2 separate regions of the Homo sapiens genome follow, and region 1 is linked to region 2. Evidence: chromatin loops called from intact Hi-C (ENCODE). Cell type or tissue: B cell. All regions are shown on one strand.

What was found. Hi-C counts contacts between places; a loop is a spot of excess contacts. Peaks named below come from ENCODE experiments on the same cell type or tissue, not always from the same donor. Only the 100,000 strongest peaks of a DNase experiment are listed, where the experiment ranks them.
Region 1: it touches region 2 in a loop (5-fold over the local background); 14 of 110 quality-filtered maps call a loop at or near these places.

Annotation. Positions count from the first base shown.
Region 1 is chr21:25,035,186-25,043,185 of GRCh38, forward strand. All of the region lies in intron 3 of LINC01692 (long intergenic non-protein coding RNA 1692), which reads left to right. Among named protein-coding and RNA genes, the nearest start is that of LINC01692, 200 kb to the left of the region's middle. In B cell, CTCF peaks have their summits at 4,780 (motif pointing left) and 4,981; a DNase peak (open chromatin) is centred at 4,766; H3K4me3 peaks cover 982 bases; H3K27ac peaks cover 709 bases.
Region 2 is chr21:24,891,850-24,899,849 of GRCh38, forward strand. The region is part of intron 2 of LINC01692 (long intergenic non-protein coding RNA 1692); the gene reads left to right. Among named protein-coding and RNA genes, the nearest start is that of LINC01692, 55 kb to the left of the region's middle. In B cell, a CTCF peak has its summit at 4,483 (motif pointing right); a DNase peak (open chromatin) is centred at 4,512; H3K27ac peaks cover 321 bases.

The sequences.
Region 1 (8,000 bases), 140 kb after region 2:
TCTCCCATTTTGTAGGTTGCCTGTTCACTCTGATGGTAGTTTCTTTTGCTGTACAGAAGCTCTTTAGTTTAATTAGATCCTATTTGTCAATTTTGTCTTTTGTTGCCATTGCTTTTGGTGTTTTAGACATGAAGTCCTTGCCCATGCCTATGTCCTGAATGGTATTACCTAGGTTTTCTTCTAGGGTTTTTATGGTTTTAGGTCTAACGTTTAAGTCTTTAATCCCTCTTGTATTAATTTTTGTATAAGGTGTAAGGAAGGGATCCACTTTCAGCTTTCTACATATGGCTAGCCAGTTTTCCCAGCACCATTTATTAAATAGGGAATCCTTTCCCCATTGCTTGTTTTTCTCAGGTTTGTCAAAGATCAGATAGTTGTAGATATGCGGCGTTATCTTACATCAACATTGTAAATTTTTATCTTGGACCTAAGGTCTACCAAGATGTTTATGCATCCTGGAAAATGGAGAAAAATACAGAATTATAAGTTTTCACAAAACAAAAATATTAAACATAAAAAGTTGTGCTTTATCCTGAGATTATATTTATCAAATGCTAATTTTTAGATGGTATTTACCAATATGGCAGCTAATGTCTATGCCAATCGGCCAATTAGTACAAGTACTATATCAGTTGTTTAATATTTTTAATACAACCCAGGGAATTAATTATGGTTTTATATATTAAGATTCTCCTTTTATATGAAATGGTGGCAATAAAGTTTAGTTATTTTATATTCACTTTTCTTTAAGATAGATGTAGCTGAAAAACAACATCGACAACCCTATGTCAGTCTTCTCTCTTTAAAGTATAAAAGTAATTTTATAACCCAGTGATGTCCAAAAGCCTGGGAAAGAGACAAAACTGCTCATTTTAACTCCATGAGATTCCTTGTGTTTAAAAGTAATTTTTTTTTATTTCTCAGCTTCCAAAATTTTATTTGACAGCCTCCATGTTTGCATATAGTATCCTAAAAACAGAAAAATTTCTAGCTTAACTCCCTTGCAAAGTCTTAAATGGCTATAATTTGAAATAGGAATTATGCCATCAAATATGAAGAAAAGAAGTACGGCAACTAAAAATAAACTCTGTCTGAAACTTTACACTTTATGGATCCTACTTTATATGTAATATCAAAAAATCATAATAGTGAGATACGTGAAGTGTATGTTAATTTATGCCTTCTGGTATACATAAGCATAATATTTTTCAGTATGGGGAATATAAATTTTAAAATTATAAAATCTTAAAATGAGGTAAGACCTTTACATCATCTAGCCTAATCCCATGAAGTTCAACCACGATGCCTGTATTTATTTCCCTGACCATATTATTTCTGCTAAACCATACGTAATACTAAAATGTTCACCACCTCACATAGCTTCCTATTGCTGCTATGGAGAGCCTTCACTGTTCTAAAAATCTATCTAAAATTGAATTTGAGTTTTTATCTATTAATGACATTTTGATCTCCAGTTTATCTTTATAGCCATACAGACTGCATAGTTATTTTTCTCAAACATAATAACATTTTAAAGCCTTAAAATATTAATAGGTCTCTCATAAAGGTTAAGGTCTTTTAGAAAACCTAACACCAAAAATTTCAAGCCCCCACCCAGCACAAAGTTAGTTAGTTAGTTACTGAGGTTTTGTATCATAAACCCCAAACTATAGAAGGTGCTCTCTTGAAGTTGTTTAAATTGTCCATTTTGCCTGCAAAACTCAAAACCATAGACTTTCTTGTTCTTAGGCTGTATACTTTTGGGAAGTGATACTGGAACATTTGCCTTGCCTTATACATCACATTCTTGTTCTCTTGTTTCTTTTAACTGATGACAAACCCAGCTGCCTTTAACACATACAACCTCTGCTAACTGCCAGAAAGCAGAGGGTCTCACTCTCAGGATACTTTAAACACATTAGCGTTTGCCTTCAGTATAGATCTCTATTTTCTTCAGCTATCCCTAATGGGTTATCACTCAATTTTGGATACCATAATACCTGAGACAAAAGACATTGTGTTACCTCAGCTAAAGAATTTCTATCAAAAAGGTCTATTTTTAACAGAAGGTCTGCTTTTTTTCTAACCTTATTATTCCTTTATCGCCCTCTTACATAGATGGTATTATTAGGCAAAATTATCCATAGGTCATGGAAAAAAAGAAGGCCTGCTCTTCTTTTGCTTCATTTGTGGAAATGGCTCTTCATTTCTAAACCCAAGATTCTCAGGCTTTATGTTATAGTTACATTTATGTGGCAACTTGGTTATGCTGTGGTGTCCATTTGCTGGTCAACCATTTCGACTATTTAAAGGTAGCAAAAATGGAGGCAGCAACACTCACGGATTGGCAAAGCAAGGAAGCCATTCCTTCCCTAAGACTGAAAGGGCAAGAAAGGAATGCATGGCAGCAGCTCCAGGTGCTAGAGAACATATCAGGGCTTTCCAAAATCCTGTGCAGAAGAGGGGGTGAGCAAGAGAAGAGATACCCTGCCCTCTCTCCCCTTCTATCATCCACTTTCTGCAAGTACTTCCCCCTAGCTAAGTCTAACTGGAAGCCAGAAAGACAGCATCTACATGAACCATTCTCCTGAGGCACAGAGCAGGAAGTGAGGAGCAGGGAATGGAAAAGAATCAGCATGTGACCCTCACTGTAAATTACACCAAAAACATTTGGATGCATCTGTCAAGGTTTATGAAGAATGTCTGTACCTTTAAAGGCTGAATATTGTGTTTCACTCAACATGTCACCTCTCTGGGTCCTCTTCTTCTATGGTTAAAAAAAAAATACTGTAATAGGATTTCTAATTCTCCCTTCTTGCTACACTTAAACTCTGAGAGAAGAAGAAAAAGTAATGAATAAGAAATAAATATTATGCCCCTCACTCCCCACTCTTTGGAAAGTTTAAGTGGATGCCATCAATTTTAATTTTAAATATCCTTCCTCCATTGGACAGATTAATGGAGGAAATAGAGTAGAAACATAATGAGGTGAAGCCCAGATATCTGTGCGAATGTACCCAAATATTAACACTCAGTGAGCTACTATTTGGTATTTTTAATTAAAAAAATAAGTTAATGAAAAGTGAGCGTATACTATATAGAATTGCTGATTAGCTGAATGAGCAGAGCATCCTGGCCTTTCTGTCAAAAGGCACTTATTACTTGGTGTCCCTATTTTAGCCTAGAATGTTCTAAAGAGTGACAGTAAATCATATGTTATGCTGTGATTGCTAGCTCACTATTTTTTACAGGCATATTATTTGGGGTGATAAAAACTAATAGAACAAAGAGAAGCTGATTTCCCACTTACCTAGCAGTTACTAAGCAAAGGATGAATTCCTTTATGTGGAGATTCATCAACCCAGATTCTTTCCATTTTGTGGCTCTGTACCCTTTAGGGTCTATCTGTCATTTGCATCTAGTGAGTACAAAGAAATACAGATCTTTTGGGGTAGGAAGCATACTTTCTTCCTACAAGAGTCGATACAGAAACGGCATGCATTGCTTTCATGCACATTCCATTCTCTGCAATTTAGTCATATGTCCAAACCCAAATGCAAAGAAGACCAAGAAAGTAGGCTGGCTGTGTGCCCCAAAAGAGAAAATTGACTTTTGCTAAATAGCTCTATCACATACATAGGGATTATGAAAATAAACATGTATACATTTAATGATGTCTAAATAACTCCTGATGCTTAAAGTTAATATTATGACAACGTAAAATATTACAGGATAAGTAAGCCTTTCATTTCTATGTATCTTAATGTAAAATATTCATGTTTAATTAGTGTAGACTGAGCACAAATAATGTGTCTTTGCTTTAAATTTTAGGGAAACAAGAGGGGCAAAATATTCTACCATATGTTATTTTCCCATTTAAATTTCTCAAAGGAAAGGTAGGCTATGGTATAATGGTTACAATTATAATAAGAAATAGAAGAGAATATTAAAAAACAATACTTTAATTTCTGCCTGTCTAAATAAAATAGCTGTCTGCTAGTGCTTCTGAAAATCTATATAAAAATTTCCCTATTAATGATGAGACATCTTCAATAGTTTAATTGGAAATAATTAAATTTCCCTAAGAAAAAGGACAGATTGAAATAGCCAAGTGCTGTAACGATCAAATTGGTAACCAATTAATTATTTTTTACATGTGCCCTGCTTCTTGTTTAAGTACCATCAGTAAGTTAACACAAAATTCAGTTAAGTTTTGTTTTTTTCACTCAATCAATTTCTACACAGCTTTTCTAGGTTGGGTATTGTGCTATTTGGTGTTGATAGAGTTATTAACAAGATAATCAAAGACTTACATTCTAGCAGCATTAATGAACTTTTACTATGTGCTCATTCATTGCAAAAAATGATCATACAGAATAAGTATTATTATCTCCATTTTACAATAAGGACATTTAGACTCAGGGAGAGGTTAAGTAATGTGTCTAATGCCTTGTGGTTTGTGAGAGTGGAGTTGAACCAAACCCCAAGTATCTCATCTTATCCCTCTGCTGCATGTAACTAGAACTGAATTCCATATGAAACAAGCTCTTCCTGAAAATTTAAGTCAGTGAGACTTTCTCACTGCTTAGTTTACTTTCTCTAATTTTTAATTGATATTTCCTCTTACAATATTCAAAAATTGGGTTTCATTATATATGTAGTCTCACTTCCAGTTTCTAATAATACTGTGTTTTTCTAACATGGAAGATTTTTTTTTCTAAAGCAATTGCTGACTTTTTGATAATGAGTCAACAGTGCCATCTTCTGTCTCTGTTCTCATCAGCCACTGGAAATAAAGCCTTAAAAGACTGGGTTAATGTAGATCAGGAACAGGAAGCAAGGAATCTGGAGAGTTTACAATCTTGGCAAAATGTACTACATCTTTGAACACTTGCAAAGAGACTAATTGTTTGAAAGGCTCGCAGGGCAGAGACGTGTTAAAAACAGTGCAGTGTGATTAGTTTCCTGAAACCTTTGAGTAGCCCTTCCAACAATGGAACCGAAGAAGGAGGAAGCAGGAGGGAGGAGACAATGACAGAAACAGGTGGCAAGAGGTTGTAATGATTTGGGACGCCGTAATTGATGGAATAAAATAAGCAACTCTCCTGTTTGTTCTACCAATTGTTTACACATTTCCTCCTGTCTTCACCTTTAGAGAAACATGACTGATCTTGGTAAGCACTTTTATCAAGCAAAAAAAAAATAAAAAGGAAAAGATACAAATGAAACAAAATATTAAGCCCTGAATTTTTTCCTTCTCTGCATGTGAAGCATAGTTATCAAAACTGAGGCATGTGAGAAAACTTAGATAAACATGAAAATCTTGCAGGATTGAACATGTAGCTGAGAAAACACTATTTTTTTTTTTTTTTGCAAATCTATCCTATTTTGGAAATGTATTTTTAGTCTCATCATACTTTCCAGCCATCTTGCAAAGTAAAAAAGATGAAAATTAAAAACTCAAAGGGTTTACCAGTACTTAGGTGAGTTCATTTGAGTATCTCCATTTCACAATGCTTATCTTTCATATACCTACGCTGGGTTTAAGCTTTCTGAATAGTAGCCACTTCGAGAAATATTTATGACGTTAATCATATTGCCCAGAATACAATTGTTCTTCTGAGGAATTTGAAGAAATGGTAGGAATCCCAAACAGATTTTCGAAGTTCTCTTAGACAAGGAACTCCAAACAGCAGCAAGGCAAAAGTATGAATGAAAGGTAGTTTTAATGCCTGTCTTTATAAGTGTGGCTTTTGTGAGGCTGCTGTTTTCCATAATTATTTTGCATACTTGAAGACGAAGCATGAACGGCAGCTACGAGTGGGCACAATACAATGTGTAACTGGAAAATTTTCTGTGTACCACCAAGGGAAAACTGCCACTTTACTTTTGCTGAATTATTGGCAATCTACTTCTTTGTGCCCATCTGCTTTTTTCAGCCTTTCATTAAAATAGTATTAGATGAGTTTTCTTACTATAAATTAGTGGTCAGTGCTGGACAAAGGGGATTGGAATTGGAGTTTTCTGAAATTTAACCAAACACCTTAACAAGATGTCTCCAAAAAAGCCAAGTATCTAAGGTTTGATGGGTTACCAGGCTTGCAAAGGATCTTCCATCTGTTTCTGAGGGCTTCACATGACAGTCCCTGACTTATGTTCCCTAACAGCCCACTCTATTTCACACTAGCCAGAGGTATTATACTTTAATTGTATCATATTAAACACACTCTAGAAAACCCAGAATTCCATGTTAATTCGTCAGTCAACACAAGAAACTTAGCTTCCTAAATTGGCATATCTATATTTAAAGATCATCAATGTCAACATTTTACTATTTCTCTAAGCAGGGCAGTTATCATGTAATTTCATAAGCATGAAGTAATAAAATTGATCTGAAAATGCATATACATATTTATTCTCCCTTTTACAAAACTAGAATGCTTTCTACAATTGTTTTTTAATAAAGTCATTTTCAAAATATACACAATGCAAATCATTATGGGGATCTTCCTTCTCTATTGCCTCCCTCTGGTTGTGGATAAAAACTGGTTTCCTGGGCAAGAGCAAAGGCAGAGACCAGGCTGAATCAAAGGAGCTGCAATTGCTATGAATTCTCCAAATCTCCTTACACAGATGCTCAGAAGGATGAGATTCTGCCATTTTGTACCCGAACATTCCTCCCAGCCTGTGATGCTGAAAGATTAAAGACTCCACGAGTACACACAACATGACTGATTGATTACACTGACTTCAGTGCAACTCACTGGGAGAAGCACGAGGCTTGAGCTTTAACCAGAAGCTCTCTCAAGCACATGGCAATCTTTCTATATCCAAGGGAGGCTTTCTTTTTAATTTCATAAACTCACTTTTATTTATGGCACAGACCCCTTCTAGACCCCTCCTCAGGACTTTTTACAAAGGGTGCCCATTAGACCACTTATATCATCTCCTCTAGTTGCTGTTTATTCTATTTGCATTTGTTTTTCTCATTTAACTGTAATCACCTTATGGTAAGGGTGTTGGTGGTGGTACAAGGAGTGGCATTGACACAACTCCAGCCTTAGGTGACACCTGACTTTTACTAACTTAATTTCCCTTGTGGTCTTACTTAATTCATCTTACTCCAGTGGTCAAAAGAATGATAAAATTTCCATAATTCTGCTTGTGTCCAATCTCTCTCTCTTTCTCTTCCTCTATCTCTCCCCCTCTCTCTCCCTCTCTTTCTCTTTCTTTTTTCTCTCCCCTGGGTCCATTTATTTCTCTTTTTAAAATCAGTAATTACCAAAGTACCTCTGAAATTTACTAATTAACTTCATTTCTGATAACTAAGCTTGATAACTTTTCTTCTTTCTATAAAATAAACTTATCCTCTGATACATACAACCCAATTAAATGTTGACTTTCTCAGTTGTAGAGCTATCGATTTCCTAAGATTAAAGTAGTCTTCCTCATTGAAATTTTAGAAAAGTCCAAGGCAATAATATGAGGACAAAGAGGGAGTTGCCATTGTCTGATTAAAGTCAACGGAATAGATAAATGTGTCAAAAAGAACAAGTGGCATAACGGATCATAAGTATAGCAAATCCACAACTTATTATGAATTGTCTGATGTACATAGTTTTGAACTTTTCTTTTAAATCTTTTTTAAATTAAGTCATTTAACTATGTATTTGAAGACAATGTTTCTCCACCTTTAAACTGCCTCAAAATCTTTCTAAGGACACCCACTAGGGACTTCTCTTAATGCATATACTGAGTTTTTTAAAGATGATATCTCTACCAGCAAGCAGACTGATGGCTTGCGTGTGTTAAATACTCTATTAGGTTATGGTGCATACATGCTGCATACATGTAATCCTAACAAAAAGCCTGTGAGGTATTAAAAGGTTTCTTTATGTACAAAGAAAAGATACTCCTGAGTATTATGATCCAGGCAGCGAGGCCAAGCTCTTTTCCAGTGTCTTCCAAAGAGGATGTAGCATGGTTGAAATTCAAGATCA
Region 2 (8,000 bases):
CCAGCTACTCAGGAGCCTTAGGCACGATAATTGTCTGATCCAGGGAGGTGGAGGTTGCAGTGAGCCGAGATCATACCACTGCACTGCAGCCTAGGTGACAGAGAGAGACTGTCTCAAAAAAAAAAAAAAAAAAAAAAAAGAGAAAATCTGGGAATCCAGGCATGTCCAATTTCTGGAGTAGGAATGTGAAGGAAAATTAATAAAAAAGATTATGAAGGGCTCTTCCCTCTCTGCCTTTGGAGGTTGGCCTATGGACAACAAAAATATAGCCAATGGGTGAATGATGTTCAGGATATAGATCAACAGGTCAAGAGTGAAGTTGGAATTGCAGATAAAGATTTCAGTTGCTCCCACCAACATAGTAATTTAAGCTAATTGGCACCCTATACTTCTTGTCTTAGTTGAGGGTTCTGTAACAAAAATACCATAGACTGGATAGCTAAACAACAAGCATGTATTTCTCACAGTTGTAGAGGCTGAGAAGTCCAAGATCAAGGTGCCACCAGATCCAGTGTCTGGTGAGAGCCCTCCTTCTGGTTGCACATGGCTGTCTTCTTGCTGCATCCTTACATGGTAGAGAGGGGAGAGCAAGAGCAAACATGTGTCTCTTCTTATAGGGGCACTAATGTTACTAATGAGGGTTCCACCCTCGTAGCCCAATTACGTCTCAAAGGCACCACCTCCCAAAATCATCACATTGGGGTTTATGATTTCAACATTTGATTTTTTGGGGGTGATGCAAACATTCAGCCCATAGGACTTTTCCTATTTCTATTCTTATCAGGCACTATGGCAAGTTGTAGATTTGTAAATCCCCTGTTAATAAAGAGATCTCTCTAACTGAATTCTCACACTTGTGCCTTGGTTTGTTATTTCAAAACACTAAAAATTTTTTGCATTACTTAGTAGCAGATATGTTTCAATCAAAAATACATAGGAAAAATAATAAGACAGTCAACTGTTTTATTTTTCAAAGGTAGGGGAGGCATTTTATTTTATTTTTTAAACTTTCCTAACCCTATTTATTACATAAATAGGAGAATTTATGAATTTCTTATGAAAACAAGACTAGAAGAGACTAAAGTGAAGACATCGAGCCTCCTCACTGGCTGACGTTTATTGTTGAGAAAAGTTTAAGCCCCTTCATATCTTCCACATCTCCCATAACTTCTATTTTGGCATAATGCTAAAAGAGTATTCTATATATTTAAATATAATGAAGGCTATAGTATATTCAAAAGTTGGATTACATTGACTAGTCAATTCAAACAACCATTAATGGTTGTCAGTCAATGTAATCCAACTTTTGAATGTGCTATAGCCTTCATTATATTGCATTAAATGCAGCTTAAACTTCCTGAGCAGTTTAAGCACTTTAAGCTACACTGCTAATCTGTTATAATAGACTAATGCAATGTTCCATTGTTTGTGTTCATTCTGAGTCTGCAAATTTAGTCCTTTCAATTCACTCTTTTTTTAATATTATTTTATTATATTTTTATTTATTTTTTATTTTACTTTAAGCTCTGGGGTACAAGTGCAGAACGTGCAGGTTTATTACATAGGTATACATGTGCCATGGTGGTTTGCGGCACCCATCAACCCATCATCTACATTAGGTATTTCTCCTAATGCTATCCCTCCCCAGCCCCCCACCCACTAACAAGCCCTGGTGTTGATGTTCCCCTCCCTGTGTCCATGTGTTCTAATTGTTCAACTCCCACTTTTGAATGAGAACACATGGTGTTTGGTTTTCTGTTCTTGTGTTAGTTCGCTGAGAATGATGGTTTCCAGCTTCATCCATGTCCCTGCAAAGGACATGAACTCATCCTTTTTTATGGCTGCATAGTATTCCATGGTGTATATGTGCCACATTTTCTTTATCCAGTCTATCACTGATGGGCATTTGGGTTGTTATCAAGTCTTTGATATTGTGAACAGTGCCACAGTAAACATATGTGTGCATGTGTCTTTATAATAGAATTATTTATTTTAATTTGAGATGGAGTCTTGCTCTGCTGCCCAGGCTGGAGCACAGTGGCATGATCTCAGCTCACTGCAACTTTTGCTTCCCAGGTTCAAATAATTCTCCTGCCTCAGCCTTCCAAATAGCTAGGATTACAGGTGCCCACCACCAAAGCCAGCTAATTTTTTGTATTTTTAGTAGAGACAGAACTTCACCATGTTGGCCAGGCTGGTCTCGAACTTCCAGCCTCAGGTGATCCACCCACCTCGGCCTCCCAAAGTTATGATTACAGGCATGAGCCACTGTGCCTGGCCTCAATTCACTCTCTTAACCAGAAAAATCAGTCAAATATTAGATTATTCCACAGTTAAATTATAATTAAAATAATCTGAGCAACTTAATCATCAACATTCTTTTATTTCTTAATATATATATTTTAAATTTCCTAACTAAAATGTATTGATTTAGTATTTTTTAAAAAAGTGTTTTTAGTATTCATATTTTGTACAAGTGCATGGCACATACGTAAATTTAAGAAATATTAAACTTATTAAGATAACAAGAATTTCAAGTACTTATTTTTTATGTTTCCAACACCACTTCTTTTTTTATTTTTTATTTTAAGCTGTTTATCATGTTAGGGCTAATGAGCATGCAGTATAATATGCTTACATATTATTTATGTAATTCTAGAATTACCTATTTTGATGACAATGCTAAATTCTTATGCCTCTTTTTTTTAATTACTACTGATAGCACAGTTAGATTTTCTACTCTCAATTTTATAAAAGTGGAAAAATATAATATTCATTTATATTTTAGGTAAAAATTTGAAAATCTATAATTTTAACAATTATTTTCCATAACCTAAATGTGACTGTATGTTTTGAATATGTATAAACAGTGAATATTTATTTTAATAAATACTGTTTTGCAGTCCATGTAAACCATGCAGAAGCAAATTTATTTGGGACTGATTACAGACTTTAATAGCTCATCTCATGAGGACATAAGCAGATCAAATTAAAGTATTAATAATACTCTGACACAATTGATTTGATACTCCAGGCGAAAATATTATCATGGATCACAGTGCAGGAAAACATGGTATTGGTTATTCTAGGTAAATAAAGGGTAGGAAATTTATTATACTTTTTTTATTTTGACCCCATGAGGTAAGATTTGGTCTTAAATGCTACATGATCATAGCATGAACCCAACAGCTTAGAATTTCTAAGCCATCCTAAAATTGCTTTAGTGACGTTTAGTAAACAAATATTTTTGGATGTTTCTTTTTACCAGGCAATATGCTGGGCATGGGGAATATGAAGATGACAGAAGTACACATTATCCCAGTTTATTAGTTTATGTTTACTGTTTGTTTTATATGTTATGAAAGAAAACAAATGAATAGAAAATTCAAATAAACAGAGAAAACAAATAGTGGGTAATGTGCACATGTTTACTTTAGAAAGGTGACTGGAACTGGCTTTTCTGTGGAAGCAATATTGAATGGGAGATTTAAAAATCAAGAAGAATGGCCAGGTGCAGTGGCTCACACCTATAATACCAGCACTTTGGGAGGCTGAGGCAGGTGGATCACATGAGATCAGGAGTTTGAGACCAGCCTAACCAACAAAACGAAACCTCATCTCTACTAAAAATGCAAAAATTAGCTGGGCTTGGTGGTGAGCACCTGTAATCCCAGCTACTCAGGAGGCTGAGGCGGGAGAATTGCTTAAACCCAGGAAGCGGAAGTTTCAGTGAGCGGAGATGGCACCATTGCACTCCAGCCCTGGGGGCAAGAGCAAAACTCCATCTCAAAAAGAAAAAAAATCAAGAAAAAGATAGTTATAGGAACCACAGGGGGAAGAGCAGTCCAGAAAAGTGTGGTAGCCCTTGGTTAATGTGAAGAAATTAAGAGAAGTTCAGTTTAGCTTCAGAGTATATCACATTGGATGATATCGAAGACAGACATGAATTCATATTTTATTTCAAGTAATAAGCAAACGTTGGCCCTTCATAAACATAAAAGATAAATTGTGCAATTTATATTTTTGAAAAGTCATTCAGTTTGCTGTGTTGATATTGCAGAGTTATATAAAAAGTGGGAAGACCCTTTCCGTGGCTGTAACAGTAAGATAACAGAGCTGATGGTGGCTTTCACTAGGGGAGTGGAGATGAAATTTGTGAGGACTCAGGGAGAACAACTGTGATAGTAATAGTGATTGTAATATATAGTGGCCAAGGGTATTTACAACAGGAATTATAATGTTGCGTAATGGAATCTAGGTTAGACAAAAGAAAAAAGGAATGCCAAAAGATACTAAATCATCATGAAAATAGCATGAGAATAATGGCCTAAAACTTACAATGAAATTAAATAATTGAGATATTGAGATTTTTAAGCAAGTATTATGGAAGATAAGAGGTTGCAGTTGGGAAACAAACTTCTAGAAATAAAATTCCAAAGGTAGCCCAAAATCTGAAGATGATACATCCAGCAGGGGGCTGTCTTAGTCCATTTGAGCTGCTGTAACAAAATGCCTTAGACTGGGTCATTTGTAAACAGCAGAAATGTATTGTTCACATTCTGGTGGCTGGAAAGTGTAAGATCAAGTTGCCAGCAGACACAGTGTCTGTTGAGGGCTTGCTCTCTCCTTCACAGTTGGCACCATCTTGCTGCATCCTCACACGGTGGAAGGGACAAACAGGGTTTCTCAAGCATCTTTTACAAGACCACTAATTCCAGTCATGCCCTCATCACCTCCTAAAGCCTCCACCTCTTAACACTGTCACAATGGCTATTACATTTCAACATAAGAATCTGTGGGGCACACCAACATTCAAACCTTAACAGTGTCCATGGCAGTGGATAGATAGGTAACTTGGAGGGGAAGGAAAGATAAATGATAACAAGACAGACTGAGGCAGTAGAGTGTTAGATAGTTAAGCTCTGCAGAGGTGGAATTCAAAGTGATTAATGACAGGCATTCAGGGAAAGGGGAACAAAGTCTTTAGTGAATTAGATGAAGTTAATAGAAGTTAAAAAATAGAGTCTGGACTTTTAAATATAATTGTTGAGCTTTAAAAGCAATCCAGAAGTTGAAGCTATAAACAAAGCTACAATTATTCATTAAAGTACTATAAAACAAAGCAATCTTCTCATCTCAAATGTAGAGATAATTATATTTGATTTGAAATTACATAAATTGAATTTCAACCTTAGCATGATAAAGCCCTTTGAGAGTCTTAGAAAGAAGCTGCTACATATATACAACTTATTACCATTAGAAAAGCAACTTGACCCTGAAATCTGTGCTTGGAATGCATTTTATTTTTCTAATTTATTATTTTAAGAGCAGTTGTAATACAAAATACAATTCCGTTTAAATAGATATATAGTATAGTATGACTTCAGATTTGTTTATTGTGCTTTATTATATAAGTAAAAGAAAAAATAATGTTTTCCTTAACAAAGCAATAAATTTATTGTGCAAAGGCAAAGATTGCTTCAGTTTGAATTTCTTGCCAAACCAGATAATTAGAACATACAAACAAGGGCTGATTTTTTTTCGCAGAATATAAAGACTGATATAAGGAGACATGCATTATTGGAAAGGCAATTATACATCAAGAGTTTGTCCAAAAGAGAAGATGCATCTGGCGTTTCTAATTTGATATATGAGTAATCTGAGATTGAATTTATCACAGAAAAACCTGTAATCATAGGACCTTTAGAAAGATCAAATTATGGGTGATCAGAAAGCATTAGCATCACCTGTGAATCAGGAATGCTTCTGCTCTAAGGAAAAGCCTCTTGATTCAAAACTTTTTCAATTTTTTTACCCCAGTTTTTTCTTACCACAGTTTCCATCAGTCTGGCACAAGAAATCTTTGGCTTAAAAAACAAATAGCAGGATAAGAAAATCTTAAAGTGCAAACTCTAAACACAATGCATAAATAAAGTTCGATATATTTAAAATATTTTTAATTTTCTTTGAGTTCCCTCCTAAATACTGGCTATATTTCTTTGGGTTCCTTCCTAAATGTGAGTATCAGCTAACATTATAAAACAAAACATGTAATTAAAAATTTGGTTTCATTGCTAATTATCCATTCCTAGAATTCTAGGCTGAAAGACAGTGCTTAGTTTTAATATTCGAGTAAGGTATTTCTAAAAAACATTATGCATCTGGAACAGTGGTTTCTAAAGTCCAGGGTTATTTCCACAGACTTACATTCTTAGCAGAGAAGTTTAGTTATTTATTGACATGGTAAATTATTGAGCTCTGAATTTTTGTTTCCTCTTCTCTGTGGAGGTAGATGAAGTTAGATGAAGCAAAAGATGATTTCTACCACTCTGTATTCTTTGGATTCCAGTGATGTAACTTAACTCAAAAACTTATAAAAGCAAATGAAGTCCATTGTACAAATGTGCAATGGAAATATTAAGACTTTGGTTGAAAGTTTGATTAAAATAAAACTGACATCATATAATTCTAACAGTGCTATCGAAGCCATGCATCTGATAGCATTGCTGCTTTAATTCATAATTTATAAGAATGAGGAAGAGCTGGCTAACATGTCTGCATCTGTCAACCTTAATGTGTTATGATTACTAAAAATCTGTAATTAAGTGAAGAACTGCTAGTCTTTTTTTGTGTTTGCGGACAGATCTTAAACAAATAAAATTCTATGGAAGTGATTTGACAGAGCCTAGGAAAGAGGAGGAATGCTATAGCATTAAGAGCTCATCCTCTGAGTTAGATAAACTATGTGTTCGTTCTGTCTTTCCCACTTATAGGGGTGTAATTTTCAGAAATTCAGCTGGTTCCCCTAAGCCTCATATTTGTTTGTAAAATATTATTATTAAATGAATAGAGTTTTGATAATTAAGTACATGTTATATATAAAACACTTAATGACCTTCATGTAGTTGACCTCAGTATATTACATGTACATATACATAATACATGTATGCATATGTGTGTTTATATGTATACTTGTAAATGTTTTCTTATTATTAGATAGATACTCAAAATGGATTTTGCTCAGAGAATTTACATCACAAATATTATTGTACTCTATAGCTTCTTCCATTAAAAAGGCATGTGCAAAATTCAAGTTCATAAAACCATTTCTTAAGTAGCAGGAAAATCACCATCTCCACTATATTCTATTTTAAAATTTTCAGAAAAATCAGTTGACATTAAGATGGTGTATTAGTCTGTTTTTACACAGAGCTGCCTGAAACTGGGTAATTTATAAAGAAAAAAGGTTTAATTAACTCACAGTTTCACATGGATGGGGAGGCCTCAGGAAACTTACAATCATGGCAGAAGGTGAAGCAGGCACATATTACAGGGTGGCAGGTGAGAGAGAGAGAGAGAGAGAGACGGAAAGAGAGAGAGAGAGACAGACAGAGAGACAGACAGACAGAGAGACAGACAGAGAGACAGAAAGAGGAAACCACTGCTGATGAAACCATCAGATCTCATGAGAACTCACTCACTCTCACAAGAACAGCATGGGGGGAAACCACCTCCATGATCCAAACATCCCCCACAGGTCCCTCCCGAGACAGGTGGAGACTACAGTTTAGATGGCAATTCAAGATGAAATTTGGGGTGTGGACACAGCCAAACCATATCAGATGGTAAAAGAGATTTCATTTGCCATGTAAATACATCACAAATGTAATCTTCTACCTTTTTGTGTCTACTTTGCTGCATGTCATTCACTCATTTATCTATCCCTTGGTCACTACAAAATATAGAAGTGCCTACTAAACCACATTGAATTACTCTCAGTGTGATTTTTAAAATATGCTCTAATATTGCTTTAATCAGACTGTCTCAATAACCATAGCAGCTCATTGTACAGCTGTTAGATAAAAAGAGTTTTACTTAATTGCCTTGAAGTTTACTTGATTTTGGAACTGTACATATCTGAGTCACTGATAATGTTCTAGAAATGGTTTCTGCAAATTTGCAGATTAACAGACCGTTTCTATGGATTACTTATGTTTGAG